3 separate regions of the Homo sapiens genome follow, and all the other regions are linked to region 1. The links are chromatin contacts, found by Hi-C or POLR2A ChIA-PET in ENCODE. All regions are on one chromosome and are shown on one strand. Each heading gives the region's core, a stretch centred on a gene start or an enhancer-like site at or near the end of the contact. The rest is flanking DNA. Distances are from core to core; before and after follow the strand shown.

Evidence for each region. A loop is a pair of places that touch in the nucleus more often than their neighbours do. ChIA-PET counts read pairs that join two places held with the same protein, here RNA polymerase II (POLR2A). Pooled maps may share reads with other maps.
Region 2: a map of B cell shows a loop between it and region 1 (2.8-fold over the local background). The contact joins two enhancer-like sites. A Hi-C loop is called at or near these places in 6 of 168 maps with a recorded cell type or tissue (B cell, CD14-positive monocyte, Ramos and 3 more), 10 of 37 single-sample maps with no recorded cell type and 6 of 50 pooled maps. POLR2A ChIA-PET finds 5 or more read pairs at or near these places in 9 of 52 experiments (CD8-positive, alpha-beta T cell, HEK293, OCI-LY7 and 6 more).
Region 3: a map of B cell shows a loop between it and region 1 (4-fold over the local background). The contact joins two enhancer-like sites. A Hi-C loop is called at or near these places in 5 of 168 maps with a recorded cell type or tissue (B cell, CD4-positive, alpha-beta memory T cell, CD8-positive, alpha-beta T cell and 2 more) and 9 of 50 pooled maps. POLR2A ChIA-PET finds 5 or more read pairs at or near these places in 13 of 52 experiments (B cell, CD4-positive, alpha-beta T cell, CD8-positive, alpha-beta memory T cell and 10 more).

The regions. Positions count from the first base shown.
Region 1 is chr3:71,442,764-71,445,585 of GRCh38, forward strand. All of the region lies in intron 3 of FOXP1 (forkhead box P1), which reads right to left. Among named protein-coding and RNA genes, the nearest start is that of MIR1284, 98 kb to the right of the region's middle. RefSeq lists enhancers at 1,103-1,212, 1,603-1,742. Within about 2 kb of position 1,373, at least 27 of the 41 ENCODE cell types and tissues checked have a DNase peak (open chromatin) inside an H3K27ac peak, as active enhancers do; they include B cell and OCI-LY7, where a contact is called at or near this core.
Region 2 is chr3:71,563,064-71,565,885 of GRCh38, forward strand. The region is part of intron 2 of FOXP1 (forkhead box P1); the gene reads right to left. Among named protein-coding and RNA genes, the nearest start is that of FOXP1, 19 kb to the right of the region's middle. Within about 2 kb of position 1,453, at least 5 of the 41 ENCODE cell types and tissues checked have a DNase peak (open chromatin) inside an H3K27ac peak, as active enhancers do; they include B cell and OCI-LY7, where a contact is called at or near this core.
Region 3 is chr3:71,509,855-71,512,676 of GRCh38, forward strand. The region is part of intron 2 of FOXP1 (forkhead box P1); the gene reads right to left. Among named protein-coding and RNA genes, the nearest start is that of MIR1284, 31 kb to the right of the region's middle. RefSeq lists a silencer at 704-998. Within about 2 kb of position 1,362, at least 4 of the 41 ENCODE cell types and tissues checked have a DNase peak (open chromatin) inside an H3K27ac peak, as active enhancers do; they include B cell and OCI-LY7, where a contact is called at or near this core.

The sequences.
Region 1 (2,822 bases), core at 123-2,622:
CAGGCGGAGTTGCCTGCTCAAAAAAATGAAAGCATGCAGATTGTCAGGCCCCACTTGGGACTTAATCTGAATCTCTGAGGGTGGGGCTCCAGCACCTGCAGTTTTTATTTAAATCTTTTTTTATTTTTTTTTTATTTTTTTGAGACATAGTCTCGCTCTGTCACCCAGGCTGGGCTGGAGTGCAGTGGCGCGATCTCAGCTAACTGCAACCTCTGCCTCCTGGGTTCAAGAGGTTCTCCTTCCTCAGCCTCCTGAGTAGTTGGGATTACAGGCATGTACCACCACACCTGGCTAATTTTTTTGTATTTCTGGTAGAGATGGGGTTTCACCATATTGGCCAGACTGGTCTTGAACTCCTGACCTCAGGTGATCCACCCGCCTCGGCCTCCCAAAGTGCTGGAATCACAGGCGTGAGCCACCACGCCCGGCCCTTATTTTGTTTTTAACTGACACACAATAATTGTATGTATTCATGGGGTACTGTGTGATGTTTTGATACATGTATATTTGGTGTCATGATAAAATCAGAGTAATTAGCTTATCCATCACCTCGAACATTCATCATTTCTTTGTAATGAGAACATTCAAAATACTTTCTTCTAGCTCTTTTGAAATATACAATACTTTATTGTTAATGACAGTCGCCCTACTGTGAACAGGACATGGGCACGTATTCCGCCTATCTAACCGTAACTCTGGGTTCACGTCTGTCGGTCTAACAAGCCCTCCAGGTGACCCTGATGCACACTCGAGTTGGAAAGCCACTGCCTTCTCTCCATGCTTCTCAACAGTCATGACCATCAGAATCGCCTATAGGGCTGGTTAAAACACAGACTGCCAGCCCTCATGCCAGATTTTCTGATTCTGCCACTCTCCCTCCAACAGGGCCCCAGAACCTGCATCCCTAGCAAGCTGCCAAGTGACCTGCTCTAGGGATTTCTGAAACTAAAGAAGGGAGCTGAGTCTCATTTTGTATCCTTTTGTCATTTTTTTCTCACTTGTATATACTTTTAAATAAAGAATGGAGGCTATTTCTCAGCTGATGAGAAAATTCTATAGTATTGTAGGGTGGCCTTATGATGATCCAAGAATATACCAAAATAACCTCTTCAACAGAATACTATTTCCCCTTTTACCCTTCTCTCCCAATATTCTATGAGACCCCCAAAGGCAAAAAGCACCCCACATTTTGGACCAGCAGCTTGGCACTCAGCCTCCTTCAGAGGGGCTTCACCAGCCAGCCCCAGCCCAACTGGTTTCTACCTAAATACTCACTCCCTATGCACTATAGCTACTGACTTTGCCTCAAAGTGATTTCTCTCTCAAACGCCTAGTACATCAACGTCAATTGGCACTGGTTTCTGTTAACGAACAGACTGGCCTGCGCCAACCACAGCTTACCACACGTGTACTCGGCCTACTTCCCTATTTTCAATGCCTAATGATTTTTGCTGCGCCTGAACACATCTGGAGGGAGCCAGGCCCACTGGCTGCCTCTCGTCCCACTCCAGGCCCTCCTACAAAGGTGCACTCAGCAAACCCTCCAAGTACAGACAGGTTCTACAATGTTGCTCCAAGTCAGAGAGGAGGCCTCAAACAATCAAGGATTTTTTTTTTTTTTTTGGAGAAATGATCAAACCCGGGGGTGGGGACAGAACTTCCTGCAAGAAACCGCATCCTGAACAAGCATCACCACGACTCACTGTAAATAAATACTCTCTCCTTGCAGCACTTCCGTCAACTGTCAGGGCCCTGGCTCCAATCGCCTTTCAAGTCCAAACAGGAAAGGGGAGAAAAGAGAGTGAGATGGCAGATAGGAGGTTTAATTTGCTTCTTGCTGCAGTTTTCATTGGTGGGGCGCTTCCAATTCAGCAGGCCTGCCAGCTGCCTGGAATTGCTCCTGGACCCCACTTTTTCCTGTTAACCTTCATAATTGTATTATTACGGGCCAGCCCACAACTGGCCTACCCAAGGCTCAGAGGAGTGCGGCTTCTTCCCTACATCAGATAAGAAGCCAAAATCAAACAGGCCTGCTGCAGACAGAAAGGCAACTGATGTTTGCGAGGGATGCTCTGTACATGCCTCTGCTGTGACTTAACCCAAGGGATTGGGGGGAGTGGGGATGGCCATGGGGACTGGAGGGTAGAGGGTTCAAGAAGGAAATAAGTCAGTGACCTCAATTTTCTGGAAAACGAATGTGAAGGATATCCTTTTCAAAGTGCACAATGTGGCCGGGCAGGGGAAGATGTGCAAGGGAGATCTTTCATTTCAATAACAGCAATAGCAAGTACTTCTGGAGTGCAGACCACGTGGCAGGCATGACATAAATAGCTTCAACATACCTTTAGTCCTTAGTGTTCTCCATGGTACCTGTGAGGGAAGAGCCATAACCCCCATTTTACCAATGAGGAGGCCAAGTGTGGGAGGGCTACAGAAACACAGGCTGCTTCACAAACCGTAAGTGGCAAAAGCAGGAATTCAAACTCAGTTTTGCCTAAATCAGGGCTGCTGTGAACAGCTGGGAAGGAGGTGTACTGCACAACTGAAACGAGTGCCACACACATCTCCAGCAATGTAAATGGCAGCTCAGCAGTGTTTTGCCTGAACCGGAATGGGGCTGATGCTGAAGTCCACATTTTAACCATGGAATATACTGCCTCCCAAAGGTTCTGGAAAATAAAAATGAGCTCTGTCCAGAGCTTCTCAAGAAGTTCTAAGATTCTAAGGTAGTATGAACTCCATGGCTTTCAACCAAGTCAATTTGCCCTATATAAAGGGCCTTTCTTTGTTGAATTCCCTATAATTCAAATTTCCCATTTGTT
Region 2 (2,822 bases), core at 203-2,702, 120 kb after region 1:
ATGCAAGGCAAAGTGGGAGCAAACTGCAGAGGGGTGTGTGTATGTGTATGTGTGTGACTGTGGCCAGGGAGTGGCTGGGGAGGAGCAAGCTGAAGGAAAAGGAACAACATCCTGGCTCAGTGGAGCCCTAGGGGAGAGATGCAAAAGCTCTGGCTACTCTATGGGGTGCAGTAGGTTGTTTCAGATGCTTTCTTACTAAAAGCAAGACATAGATGGGCATCTTGTACATATGACCCACTTCTGAGTTTAACAAAAAAGGGCACATGGAGAGGCCCCCTAGGATGGCAGACCAAGCTGGGCAAATTTTATTCAACTCAATGCATGTCTAAGGGCTCAGTGCATGCAAAGATCGGCAACTGGCTGAGAACAGAGTCACCTTACCTACCGCAAAGGCAAAGCAACTGTGGGTTCTCTCTAAATCCTTCAGGACAAAGAACCAAAGTAAGTCTTAAGGACAATGCTTTATTTAGATATAACCACCGGGCTGTGAGAATATTTAAACATTTGGAAAACTTTGTATTGTAGCCATGAAAATGTGGTATTCTAGTCTTGGGTCTTCAATATGTAAATTTTTCTACATTTCAGAATATGAGGATATATGTAACACAGTCTCAAACCCAGAGGAGACTTTGTAACTCTATAAACAGGGTGTGAATTCACTTATTAAAGATATTTTCCTTGCACCCAAGGTGGAACGTCAAAGACAATGTGACCAAATGACAACTGCAATCCTGTGCCACTCGACAAGTAAAACCGTGTTTTCAACACTGTCTCAAAAAATGAGGGCTTTCCTCTCTCTCACCTTTCCTAAGGAGCTGGGCAAGCTGGTGCCAAACTGCCGTATGACTTCATCTCTGAAATCTGAATGGCACGTGTGAATACCCACAGTATGCCAGATTATCAGTAAGGTGATAATGCTTGTATATTATACCTGCTTGGCACCATTTGAATGAGGTTCCCTCAGGCCACTTAAGGTTTCACTTCCTGTTACTTGCACCTGCACTAATTTCAGAAGCAAATAAAAAACCCAGCAAAACCGTATTTTAGGACCTTATTCAAAAGCAAACAGACAAAAACCAAAGCAAGTCAACACAAACCCCAAAACACAGCAATAAGGTAATTAACCTGATGTTCCAAAGCTCATGCCACATATACAAGGTAGGCTTCCTTCAGTTTTTTCGTAATCTTTGCAAAGTTCTCATCCGTTATCTGCCTTGGCTATTTAATGTGACTTTTAACCAATAACGATACAATAGTAATAATCAGAAAAGCTAACATATATAAAGCTCCTGTATTTGCCAGGCACCCTGTGTCACATTCCACATGGATTATCTCATTTAATCCACCGAACAAATTGATGAGGTAAGTTCTTTATTCTGTCCTTTTAAACCCACACAAACATACACACACATTTATGGAAGATCAAGGTAAATCAGAAAGGTTAATAAGCTTTGAGTCACCCAACAAGTGTTAAAAGTCTCTGGTTGGCCGACCTTGAGTCGCTGCCCGTAACTACCACGTTGCAGTGTGACTGACACACATGACCACATTGGATGAGGATTTGGTTACACCCTTGGCCAGTGATGCAGGCTGAGATTAGCAACACTCTTTATCCCTGGAGTTAAATGTCAATTACAGAGTTTTCTTAAAAATTATTTGTAAGTGGGAATTTATATTTCAGTGGACGGGCAGACAATCATTTTGGGGAAGTTATTTCCATAACATTTTTGGAGGATGGAAATTGAAAAGAGAAAGAAAATAAATCAAATCATTACAGGCAGTGGCTCAGGCCTGTAATCTCAGCACTTTGGGAGGCTGAGGTGGGTGGATCACCTGAGGTCAGGAGTTCAAGACCAGCCAGGCCAACATGCTGAAATTCCGTCTCTATTAAAAATACAAAAATTAGCAGGGCGTGGTGGTACACGCCTGTAGTCTCAGAGGCAGGAGAATCTCTTGAACCCGGGAGGCGAGGTTGCAGGGAGCCGAGATCGCACCACTGCACTCCAGCCTGGGCGACAGAGCAAGACTTTGTCTCAAAGAAAAAAGAAAAATGAAAGAAGTCAAATCATCCACTGAGGAGTTAGGGGCTATACAGATACCAATGTCTTCTGTCAATTTGTCCATAGTGGAGTGTTAGGGGTTAAAAAAAGGATGAGAAATGATGGCTTCACGGGCTTCAGACTACCAGACCACATTAACCCACGGGCAGGCCTTCTATAGGGATACCAGGCACACTGCAGCAGGAAGGCAACATTCCTTATTGGTACCTTTGAAACAGTACTTTATTGTTAGGATATTTTATTTTGGTTGTTACCAATTCGTTGTGTAAAACTCGTTGGGTAAGAGAGAGTCTCTGCTAAATACACATATTTGGTGGCAGTGATGGGGGGGGAGCTAAACAGACTCTTAATAAGAAATTCAAATCAAGAATTACTCAAGACGACACCTGCCTTCTGGCCTAATGGAAAAATCAATCTGTCAGGTCTTAATTAAGTGCTCAGGCTAGAAAGAAAAAGCGGCAGCTTATACTTGGTATAGTACCTAGTATATTTTCGGTAGTCAAAATGTAACTAAAAGCCGTATTTGTTGCAGAAATGGTAACTATGCATAAAGATGGCCCATTTGATCCTGGGCGGCCATCTATTTAGTAAATAAAAGGTTGAAGCAGATGAATCTCATAAGCTTGTTGACAAAGATCTCTACGCATAATGATGTTGGGTTTGGATGTTTAAATGATGTTTGTATTAGAATGCCCAACTGAGGATGTCCAAAAATAAGGTAGGGGGTAACGCTGGGTGATCACAGAGCAATACTTTCTGCCC
Region 3 (2,822 bases), core at 112-2,611, 67 kb after region 1:
TGGCCAAGAGAGCAAGACTCTGTCTCTAAAAAGAAGGAATCAGGCCAGGCACGGTGGCTCACGCCTGTAATCCCAGCACTTTGGGAGGCCAAGGCGAGCAGATCACCTGAGGTCAGGAGTTGGAGACCAGCCTGGCCAACATGGTGAAACCCCATCTCTACTAAAAATACAAAAATTAGCCAGGCGTGTGGTGGCAGGCACCTGTAATCCCAGCTACCAGGGAGGCTGAGGCAGGAGAATCGCTTGAACCCCGGAGGCGGAGGTTGTAGTGAGCCGAGATTGCGCCATTGCACTCCAGCCCGGACAACACAGCAAGACTCTGTCTCAAAAAATAAATAAATAAGAAGAGTCAGGCCATGTGCGGTAGCTCATTCCTGTAATCCCAGCACTTTGGGAGTCCAAGGCGGGTGTATCACTTGAGGACCAGCCTGGCCCACACAGTGAAACCCCGTCTCAACTAAAAATACAAAAAATTAGCCAGGTGTGGTGGTACTTGCCTGTAATCCCAGCTACTTGGGAGGCTGAGGCAGGAGAATCGCTTGAACCCAGGAGGCAGAGGATGTAGTGAGCTGAGATCCCACCACTGCACTCCAGCCTGGGCAACAGAGTGAGACTCTGTCTCTAAAAAAAAAAAATCAGTTGATCTTGGGCCTTGGGCTTTGGCAATCTGAGCCAGTCCAGGTACTTCAGAAAATGAAAGCACACAGGTGCAGCACAATGGAAAGGCTTCCCCCTAGACACTTATGTGTAGTGTCCTCCCAGTGCTGTAGTGAGCTCCTTGCTCTTCCCAGCCACCAGACCTGCAGAGGGGGCTGATGCCTACCAACTGCAATGTTCAACTAAGCTCTGTCCAATCGAGTCAGCAGACCCAGCCATTGCTCATATTTACATTTGTAAAAAGTCAGGACGGAAAGTGTTCATTCCTGGCATGAACTCCCCAATCTGGGCTCATAAACATAAATCAAAGCTGAAGGTCATTTTTAAAAAATCAGTACATGCCTCATTAAAACAATTTTTTTAAAACTGAGTTTCTTGAACCACGGCCTATAATTTACAAAGTGCAAATGTCTGAGATACGTGTGCTAAATTTAAAGAAACAACTATTATTAAACACCCCATTATGTAAGGCAGTGAAATATATTTGCACTCTGTATATCCGTTATAATATTTCAACTGAGCCTCACAATGTTTGGCAGTTCTTTCCTTCGGTGATAATAAAAGGCTTTTCTTTCCATTAAATATCTAAATTAAGTCAAATAGTGTATGTTAAATAAGCCCATAAGTCCTTTTGTATGATGCAATGAAGTCTTGAAATGCTTATCTACTGAGCACTCTGGCTTAAAGGCTGGTGGTTTATGTCCCCTGCAGAGCCCCGGGACCCTGCTGGCTTGGCCAGACTGTGAAAATAAGCTTCAAATGACCAAACGCAACTGCAACTTTAAAAGTAGGAACCAGACCAGACACAACAAACCACAGTGTAGTCAGCCTCACTTGTCATAATTCATATGTGTGGAATTCAACTGTAAAAGCATTCACAGAGTGCTAAATTTCCTCCATTGGGGCATTCCATGTGGAATGTCAGATTTTGAAAAGCTGCTGATAAGCCACTCCTGATTACAAGTCTACAAGTTGTAGAATTAATAAAAAAAAAAAAAAAATTACCCCAACCCCAAAACATCTCTGTCTGTGTCATCCAATCCTAAACAATGTAGGCAAGTGCCAATATTTTTAAATAACCAGGCCATAAAAATATGCACTCAATTGGTGGCCCTGTATGAACACTGACTTCCTTTTTTTTGGTTTTCTTTTAGCTCCATGTCTACATTATTCTCCATTTTGATGGCCTACATAATGATCACTTATAGCAATCCTTTTTTTGAAAAAGAATCTCATCATGGTTCAATGACTTAAAAATATAATCCTTACAGATTTTTAAAAGAGAAACTTGAATGGATAAATATATTCATGTGTAGATTTCAAAGCCATGCATGTATATATAGATGTAAACACATGAAAATGTAATAATCCAATTAGCACATCTTTTTTGGAAACTAAATTAATCTTAACAAAACTGGCCTAAGGCTCAGGTAGGAGTTGACGGAACTGCTGGTGATGACGACAACAATAATAGCTGCCATTTAGTCAACATTTACTTTGTGCCAAGTGCAGTGCTCAGCCCTTGACATAGATTTTCCCATTTGGTTCCTCACAACAAAGCTCTGATGTAGGAATGCATCTTTATACGTGAGAAAACCACGGCTCAGAGATGGGAAGTCACCTGCTCAAGGTCACATAGTAATTAAGTGGAGGGGAACCAGGGGTTGAACCTAGTTCACATTGTGCTATATTGCCTCCCAGTGGTGCCTTAGAGACAGGATATAGGGCCTGGCGAAGGGTAGGGTAATATACCTGGCCCCTAAATGACCTCTTATCTTGGCTAAGGACAGGCAGCATAGCCTAGGCCCCATCTCAGGAGAAGATTTAAGAGCAGACACACCCTGTAAGCAAGGTAAAAAGCCAGAGCCATATCCCACCTCTCTTGCAGACACAAAGGAAGAAATCCCCACCCAAAAATGAACTCCTAACCTTCCTCCACCTATTACCTTATTGCCTTGTTACCAAAAGCACCATATGCATGTTCCTGAAGAGTCTATTTTTCCCCCATCACAACACACTTAAGTAGTACATATTTAAGACAGAAAAGCAATAGTAGTCCTCTTCTTTCTACAATGCAATCCAACTTTTCCTGGGTGACAAAAGATGAATAAAGGGATGAGAGAAGCAAAGGTGTTGGATTATTCATTTGTGAATGCCACTTCATA